Linked DNA regions of Homo sapiens: all the other regions are linked to region 1. Evidence: chromatin loops called from intact Hi-C (ENCODE). Cell type or tissue: Calu3. All regions are shown on one strand.

Region 1 (2,500 bases):
AGGACCACCTTCCTCTGTGTCCTCATCCTGTCTGTGTGAATGTGGATTCTTCCATGTTCACAGTACCAGAGGGTATTACATAATTTGAGAGGTAAAAGATACTTGGATGCTACATAATCCAGTGGTTCTTATTTGGAACCACTTAGTCTTAATCTTCTCAGGCTGCCATAGCAAAGTACTATGGATTGGGTAGGTTAAACATCAGAAATTTATTTTCTCACAGTTCTAGAGGCTGAAAGTCTCAGATGAGGGTGCCAGCGTGCTCAGATTCTGGTGGGGGCCCTCTTCCTGGCTTGCTGATGGCTGGCTGCCTTCTCACTGTGTCCTCACTTGGCCATCTTCCTCTTGTAAGACCACAGGTCCTGTCGGATTAAGGCCCCATCTTTACAACCTCATTTAATCACAGTTACCTCCTAAAGACCCTATATCCAGATACAGTCACATTGGGAGTTAGGCTTTCAATATTTATCAATTTGAATGGACACAATTCAGATATTTTTCAAATGAATTAACCAAGACTTGAAAAATGATGTTATTTGCTCAATTTCCCTGAGCAGTTAGGAGGAAAGCCAGACCAAAGAACAGGTCTGCAGACTTGCAGCTTAGAATTTTTGGAGTATGAGGTTGCATTGTTAATATTTTTCATCTCTCTTCCCTCTCTGATTCTGAAAAGATAGAGTGGTGTGTGGGAAAGGCTTTGGACCTAGACCAACCTGGATTGAAATCTAATTTTCTCACTTAAGGGAAGTTCAATTACTCCTCAGTTCCCACATCTATCAGTGGGGATAATGCCTAGTCCATGGCTATTGCGAGGATTCAAAGATAACCTAAGTGAAATGCCCAGCGTAGTGCTCGGTGTTTAATCGAGGCTCAGTAAATGTTAGTTGCCTTCTGTTCTTTTGCCCAAACTATTGACTTACAGGCTAGTTGCAGCTGGTGGTAGCAGATAACAACAGGTCGATTCCTTGCTATATTTTACCATCATCTCCTCTGGTTTTGTTCAATATCTGTTACTCTGTTGGGCAAACTCAGTTTTGCCCTTTTGTTAAACAGGTTCCCTGGGTCCTAATGGCGCGGGTCTCTATGTAAAACACCACAATCCCTGTTGCAGGGCCAAAAACTACGACCACCACTTCCCCCAAACCCCTTTTTAGGGACCTATTTCTCATTTTGAGAATAATTGAAACTGTTTCACTGCAAATCCTTGTTAACGTATGAATCACAGAGGAGACCATTTGTTGGCATAGGTGACTTATTTTAAGTCCTAGTTACCCGTAAGCCTGTAAACTTCTCATCCCTGGCTTCTAGTCTTTCAACAGCCAGAGTCTGCCAAGCTCCTGATAAAATAATGTGGCTTCTCTTGTTCCTTAGTTCTGGCTTCTATCCAAAGGTTTCATTGACCCGATTCCTTTGATTCTATGAACGGCAGATTTCAGACTTTGTGGTAAATATGCCCAACATGTTAGGAGTCAAAAGTTAACAATTAGCCAATGTCCATAGCTGGTTCCCTGAAGCACTAACCACCCTGCCACCAATTTTACTACTTTTATATAGTTATTTAACAAATATTATATAGTACTTATTTTGTTCAGGAGCTTTTCCAAGCCCTTTACAAAAATTCAAAAGTTACACCCTCATAGCAACACTATGACGTAGGTATTATTAGTAGCTTCATTTTATAATGAAAAAAAAAAAAACACTGAAGCCTAAGAAGATAAGTAACTCTCCAACCCAGCAAGTCAGTAATAGAGTTCTCACCCGTTATACCATGCTCCATATTTTAAAATAAGTTTTTTTAATGTCTGAATGTGACCTAATACATGGTATGCTAACGATAATTGTAAAATATTCTCATTGCATAATGTTGGAACATTGGAAATGGTTCTGGAGTTTTATCACTCTATTATTAAAGCATTTTTATTTTTCTGTCCTCCTAAACTTATATATATTTATACATTTTATCATGCATACAATTTTGTACTAACTTCTTGAAAGATTATTTTGTTATTGCTGTATATGTAAGTTGCTTCCAGCCTCCTTGATTGTAAACAGTATGCAGAAAAAAACTATACAAAGATCCCCTCTTTTGACTGGAATGATTGGCTTACTATAAATTCCTGATGTTGGTCAAAGGGTACAATCTTTTCATGGCTCTTGAGCAATATTTAATACTTTCAAATTATTTTCTAAAAGGTTATATCAATTACATTGTTATTATCAATGTGTAAAAGCTTTCACTATGACCTGTCAACTTGGAGCATTGCCATCTTTAAAAAAATTTGGGGTCATTTATTGGGTATCTAGTGGTAACATGTTTTTAAATTTGTACCTTGCATGATATATGTGTGATTACACATTTTATGTTTTCTATAATTGTATTTCCTCTTGTCACCTACATGTTCTTTGCGTTCATGAATTTATTGATAAAGTTTTTGTGAAAATTCAAGCCCTTCCTATGTTACATATTAGAGGTCATAAGCTGACATGCTGTCAGCTCATT
Region 2 (2,500 bases), 300 kb before region 1:
ATTTTTTCAGTGATCTGGGAACTGCTTTCCCCATAGATTTTCCAAGTGTTACCAATTACTGCCAGTCCTGGTAGGTCCCTGTGTAATACAAGGAACTTCCATAGTAACAGCCTGCTTGTTTCCTCCACTGGGGATGTTTGAAGCCACTAAAACACACATCAAAACTGACATTTATAACTCCTAGTTTTACAGCCTGTACTTCAGAAAGTGATATGTATCAATCTAGCTACTGACATTTAGGGCTAAAAAAAAAAAACAAACCCTGAGGTAATATGATTGGCCACATTCTGTTTTTTTTTTTTTTTTCCCGATATTGCAACCACTGGACTTAAATAGAAAATGTTCAAAAGACCCCAAATGTCACAGTCAAGAACTGCATCTAATTACTAACCAATTAGGTAACATCGTTGGTCTAACTGGCTCGGAGGGAAAGAAAAATGAAAGCCTCAGGACATAAGCCTACAAGGCATTCCAACTTGGTACTGGGGTTGCAAAGCAGAAGTACTTCCTTTTTTAATCTTTCAGCATTTATACTGTATTCCATCTTTAGAGAGAGAGTTAATTTTTCTGTGCTTAGTTTACTAGTTTGTAGAACTCAGCGACTATCTCTGAATAAGGCATAAGGAAGAAAAGTTTGCCACACAGTACCAATTGGGAAAAGCTAACTTATCATTCAGTAACAGGCACTCCCCAGATCTCAGTGACTTTACATTACAAAGGTTAACTGCTCGCTCACAGAACACATCCATCTCCATTTGACAGGGAACTCTCATTCATGTGGTTCTCACGCTGAGACCTGGCTGACAGCAATATCTGGAATATTCTGGTCACTGTGGCTAAGGGGAAGTAAACTCTGGAGGGGCTCACACCAGCAATACTTTGACCTGGAAGTGACATGTGCTATTATTACCTCCTACATCTCTCTTGTAAGAACAAGTAACATGGCCTTATCCTACCCCACCACAAGAGGGCCAGGCAGTGTGGTCCCACCAGAGCAGAAAGCAGGAAATACTCAATATACCACCCTCATGGCTGGTGGTACTGGGATAAAAATTGCATCTCAGAAAGAAAAAAACAAGTCTCTTTTCAACATATTCTGCTATTCTGATGCTTGCCTTTGACGTTGTCGTTCACGTGAAAACCAAACATTGTAAAATGTGTATGTTAAAGGGAATTTGGAAAATAGAAACACAAATTTTGAGCTATTAATGTTTTGTGAATGTCCATAGTGTAACACCCAAACATCCACACATTCATTCATTCATGAATCTATTCCCCATGCAGATGTTAACTGAGCAATAGACAGATGATGAGGACATGCACAAAGCAGTCCCTTCACTCCTAGAACTGACAGTACCTGGGGGAGATGGCCTGCCATGCACCACTACCACAGTGTGACAGAGGAAGAAGGGGCCAGAAGCACATAGGAGGGGCGCCCAATCCAGTTAGAGCGTCAACAGAGACTGCCGGGAGGATAGTACCCCTAGGCTGAGACATGAGAGAAAGGAAACACATTTTGGTACATTTCCTTTCAGTCTGTTTCCCTCTAAGCCTAGTTTGTTATTTTTACATAATTGTAAGAAAACTGTTTAGCCGAATTTGTATACTGCTGTGCAGAAAACTAGGTCTTTAGAGTTTCACTTTTTAACTCAGAGAAATCCATATGACAACAGTTTCTTACTTCCAATAAAACTTCAGCATATGAACAAAATTTGCAAATGTGGAATTTTATGATGCTGATACAGAAAACATATGTTAACTAAGAATGAGCTTGTATTTTTACTTCTCAGTATTTTATTGCCTTAGCCAGGCTGTCAACCAAATATATAAATTTCAAACATTAAGAGGTACAAATCAACCCACTAAAATATCTGTCAGAGCTTTCTGCATTAATCAACTGTGATGTATTGTAACATACAGGGAAAAAAATTGTGACAGAAATTCAAAACTAATCGAATAAGCATAATATTAAAAAGCATGAATTTGAGTTATTACTTAAGCTTAAATAAAAGAGTGGAGCGAAAACTTCCTGTAGTACCTGCACATTGCAGTTTATTATAAATTTTCTACGTGTTATAGAAAATTAAACTGTGTACTACTTATAAAAGGGTTTTAATTTAATTGGACACATTCAAGTTATATTAAAATATATTTCAAACCTATTTTGGTTGCTTTAAAGAGTAGCTTAAAATTCTACACTCAATGTTGACTAATATTTTAAAATTCTTTAAAATTTTGGCCAAAAAGGGCTAATTTCTTAATAAGTATATCTCTCTTTAGCCAAGAGCCAACATCATGTCTGATGGTGAAACACCAAAGGCGTTTCCATTAAAATTCAAAAAGATAAAGAAAAGATTGTCCCATCATAAATATTAAATAACAGTTTTCAGAATATTCTGGCTAGTTCTCAAAATAAGATTAGAAATAAGAGGAATAAACATTGGAAGGAGGGGAATTATCATTATTTTTCATGAACAAAATTATATACTTAGAAAGCCCA
Region 3 (2,500 bases), 200 kb after region 1:
CATTCAGATTCAGAGGGAAAAAGGATGTAGATATGAGGTTATGATTTAGATTTCCTGGAGATGAAGTTTTATTCATGTCTAGTGCCTTTCTGATTACATAGCTTGGAAAAGTGATTGTGGACATTTCCCAGGGAGCTTTGTCTTCTCATTCCATTGAGTGATAAGGTGAAAGGTTCCTAGAATAGGTCAGACACTGAAAGTGACTCTCAGAGGCAAACACAGAACTGGAGATATGTGAGGAATGATGTCTGTTTCTAGTTGAAAGATTATCATGAACAGGTACAACCCATTGTAGCCCCACCGTTACCCAAAAGGCATAACTGCCACCTTTCCAAAGCAATCCTTTTACATTTTGTTGTATATTGTATCATTCAGCGGCCATATGGTTAAAAATCTGGTCATATTTACATATTTAATTGTTTGTATGCAGCTAGCTTTATTGTTCATAATATCATTTTCCTTTGCTTCTACAAAAAAAAAAAAAGCAGCTATAGAGGTAAGTACACATGCAAGTATTCACCAACACCTACAGAATTTTGTGGAGGGAGACCTCTTCTCCTTTAGTCTTTTCCTGAAATGTTTATTAATCTAATTATTTGGTGGTGGATTGCTAGGGAAGAGCCGTCAAGCAACATCTAACTTGGAAGATATATATATGGTAGAGGCCTTAGGATATTCATATACCTCCCCTGTCCTTCTCTCCTCTACACTTGCACTTAAAACGTTTCCACAAATAAATGAAAATAAGAAATGATCTCTTCTAAAGTCTGCCAGAAACATTTTGTACTCTAACATCTGGAAAATCATTAAATGTGACAAATAATTGTCATAAATATTAACACAAATTTCGTATGTGATTGCCAGGTCTGCTGCATTTCTGGAATTTTCTAGGGCATCATTTTATCTTGTGATAGTTACAAGAAGGGTTCAAAATGCTGCTTTATTAAAGGGAGAGAGTCAGTATGTATCTTCTGATAGCAAATTTGTGTTTCATCAGGCTGGTTTGGTAAGGAAGAGAAAGGGGCCAGAGCACTTTGTTTCTGCATGTTACTTTGTCAAATGGTAGGAAATTAGAGCTAGTAGCATGGTTTAAGTTGGCATGTGGCACAGTGCTTTTTACAGTTTCTTCCCTTTGCTACTCTGTGCAGGCTTTTTCCTGTCCAGGTGGGTGCCACTTTGAAAACAGCTAAAGGAGTTTGATATGCCGTTGACCGTTGACATCTGCTGGATGAGGCAGGACTTGCATCGTGTTAAGTCCAGAGGGCTCCTGTCAGGTGCTAAGCTGGATCTGATGGTGTCATAACGCCTCCTATAGGATGCTGAGTGCCAAATAGGAATTTTAAAAACACTTTCCCATTTCTCTTGAACTGAATTGTGCCTCAAAACAAATGAGTCAGATGATTTCATTTCAGTGCAAGCTGCTTATTTAACTTTCCCACCTTCCTAATTTGTTGCGCAGGAGCAATAATTATAATTCAGAGTACAATGTGTCCATGGTCTTCTAAAAACCTGTGGTGTCTTTTCTGTAGAGGTCAAAAACAGCTTTTAAGTTTTTTGAATGAGCACTAATTTGATCACTTTCTTAGTTTTAATTTCCTTTTTTAAGACTGAAAGTTATCAGCATAATTTAGGCACTTCTTAATTATTGACGTCATTTGCTGAGTGTAAGGTGCTTACACAAGGTGACCCCCTTTGGCCACAGAGAAAGGAGTCGTTAAAGGCAAGCAGTTTTGTGTGTGTTGGCGTGTAATTTTCCATCAGTACACACTCAGCACCCAGGGGTACGGGTTGACTGCATCTAAATTAATGTTTGTGCTATTTTTCTGTTGCCTAATATTGAACTAAATGACAGCTGACAAATAATGACCAAAACAGTTTGACACTTAAGTATTTATCTGAAGACTTTGTGTCAACGCACACTACCTCTCCAAGGAGATTTTGAAATGGAGATGGGAGGAGGTGTGTAAGGAGGGAGAGAAGGAAAAGCCATCTGGGTAAACCTGGGAACAGTGTTGGAAAGGCTGTGAGAAGCTCGTTGGAGAGAGAACTGTGTGAAGAGCTTAGTGATTAGTACACGGTTTCTACAACGAAAAATCAAGAGAAGCTGCGGTGTTGAAAAACAAGTGATGTTTTTGCTTTTCAAGGTAAAATGAATCATAGACATCTTTGAAAGCAGAGCCAGATGAAAGGAGAAGTTACTGAATGGAAATGAAACAGTGAGCTGTCTGGTGAAGGAGTGAGATGTTTGTTGGATGGTGTAGAGTAGATCTGAGCAAGGTGAAAGAGGTCATCTTTGGGGGCATGTTGACCAACCGATGAGTTAAAATCCTCTGTCCTTATGTGGTGCCACTTAAAAGTAATGACACAAACTCCGTATCATCAGCTTTTTCAGGGAAAAGCAGTTATTCCCCATGCAACCACCTCTTCAATTGTTGCAGTTTGGTAGCTTGTGAAGGACATATTTTACTACTGTTTTCCACAACTGATGGCGAGAAAGTCC

The links. Hi-C counts contacts between places; a loop is a spot of excess contacts. Peaks named below come from ENCODE experiments on the same cell type or tissue, not always from the same donor. Only the 100,000 strongest peaks of a DNase experiment are listed, where the experiment ranks them.
Region 2: a loop joins it to region 1, with 6 times the contacts of the local background. A loop is called at or near these places in 13 of 110 quality-filtered maps.
Region 3: a loop joins it to region 1, with 8 times the contacts of the local background. A loop is called at or near these places in 4 of 110 quality-filtered maps.

The regions. Positions count from the first base shown.
Region 1 is chr7:21,564,921-21,567,420 of GRCh38, forward strand. The region is part of intron 6 of DNAH11 (dynein axonemal heavy chain 11); the gene reads left to right. The region is part of intron 3 of LOC105375183 (a long non-coding RNA gene); the gene reads right to left. Among named protein-coding and RNA genes, the nearest start is that of DNAH11, 23 kb to the left of the region's middle. In Calu3, no CTCF peak of the experiment used is centred here; a DNase peak (open chromatin) is centred at 1,371.
Region 2 is chr7:21,260,971-21,263,470 of GRCh38, forward strand. No RefSeq gene overlaps it. Among named protein-coding and RNA genes, the nearest start is that of SP4, 170 kb to the right of the region's middle. RefSeq lists an enhancer at 346-1,071. In Calu3, a CTCF peak has its summit at 962; a DNase peak (open chromatin) is centred at 961.
Region 3 is chr7:21,766,241-21,768,740 of GRCh38, forward strand. The region is part of intron 55 of DNAH11 (dynein axonemal heavy chain 11); the gene reads left to right. Among named protein-coding and RNA genes, the nearest start is that of CDCA7L, 180 kb to the right of the region's middle. In Calu3, a CTCF peak has its summit at 1,225 (motif pointing left); a DNase peak (open chromatin) is centred at 1,251.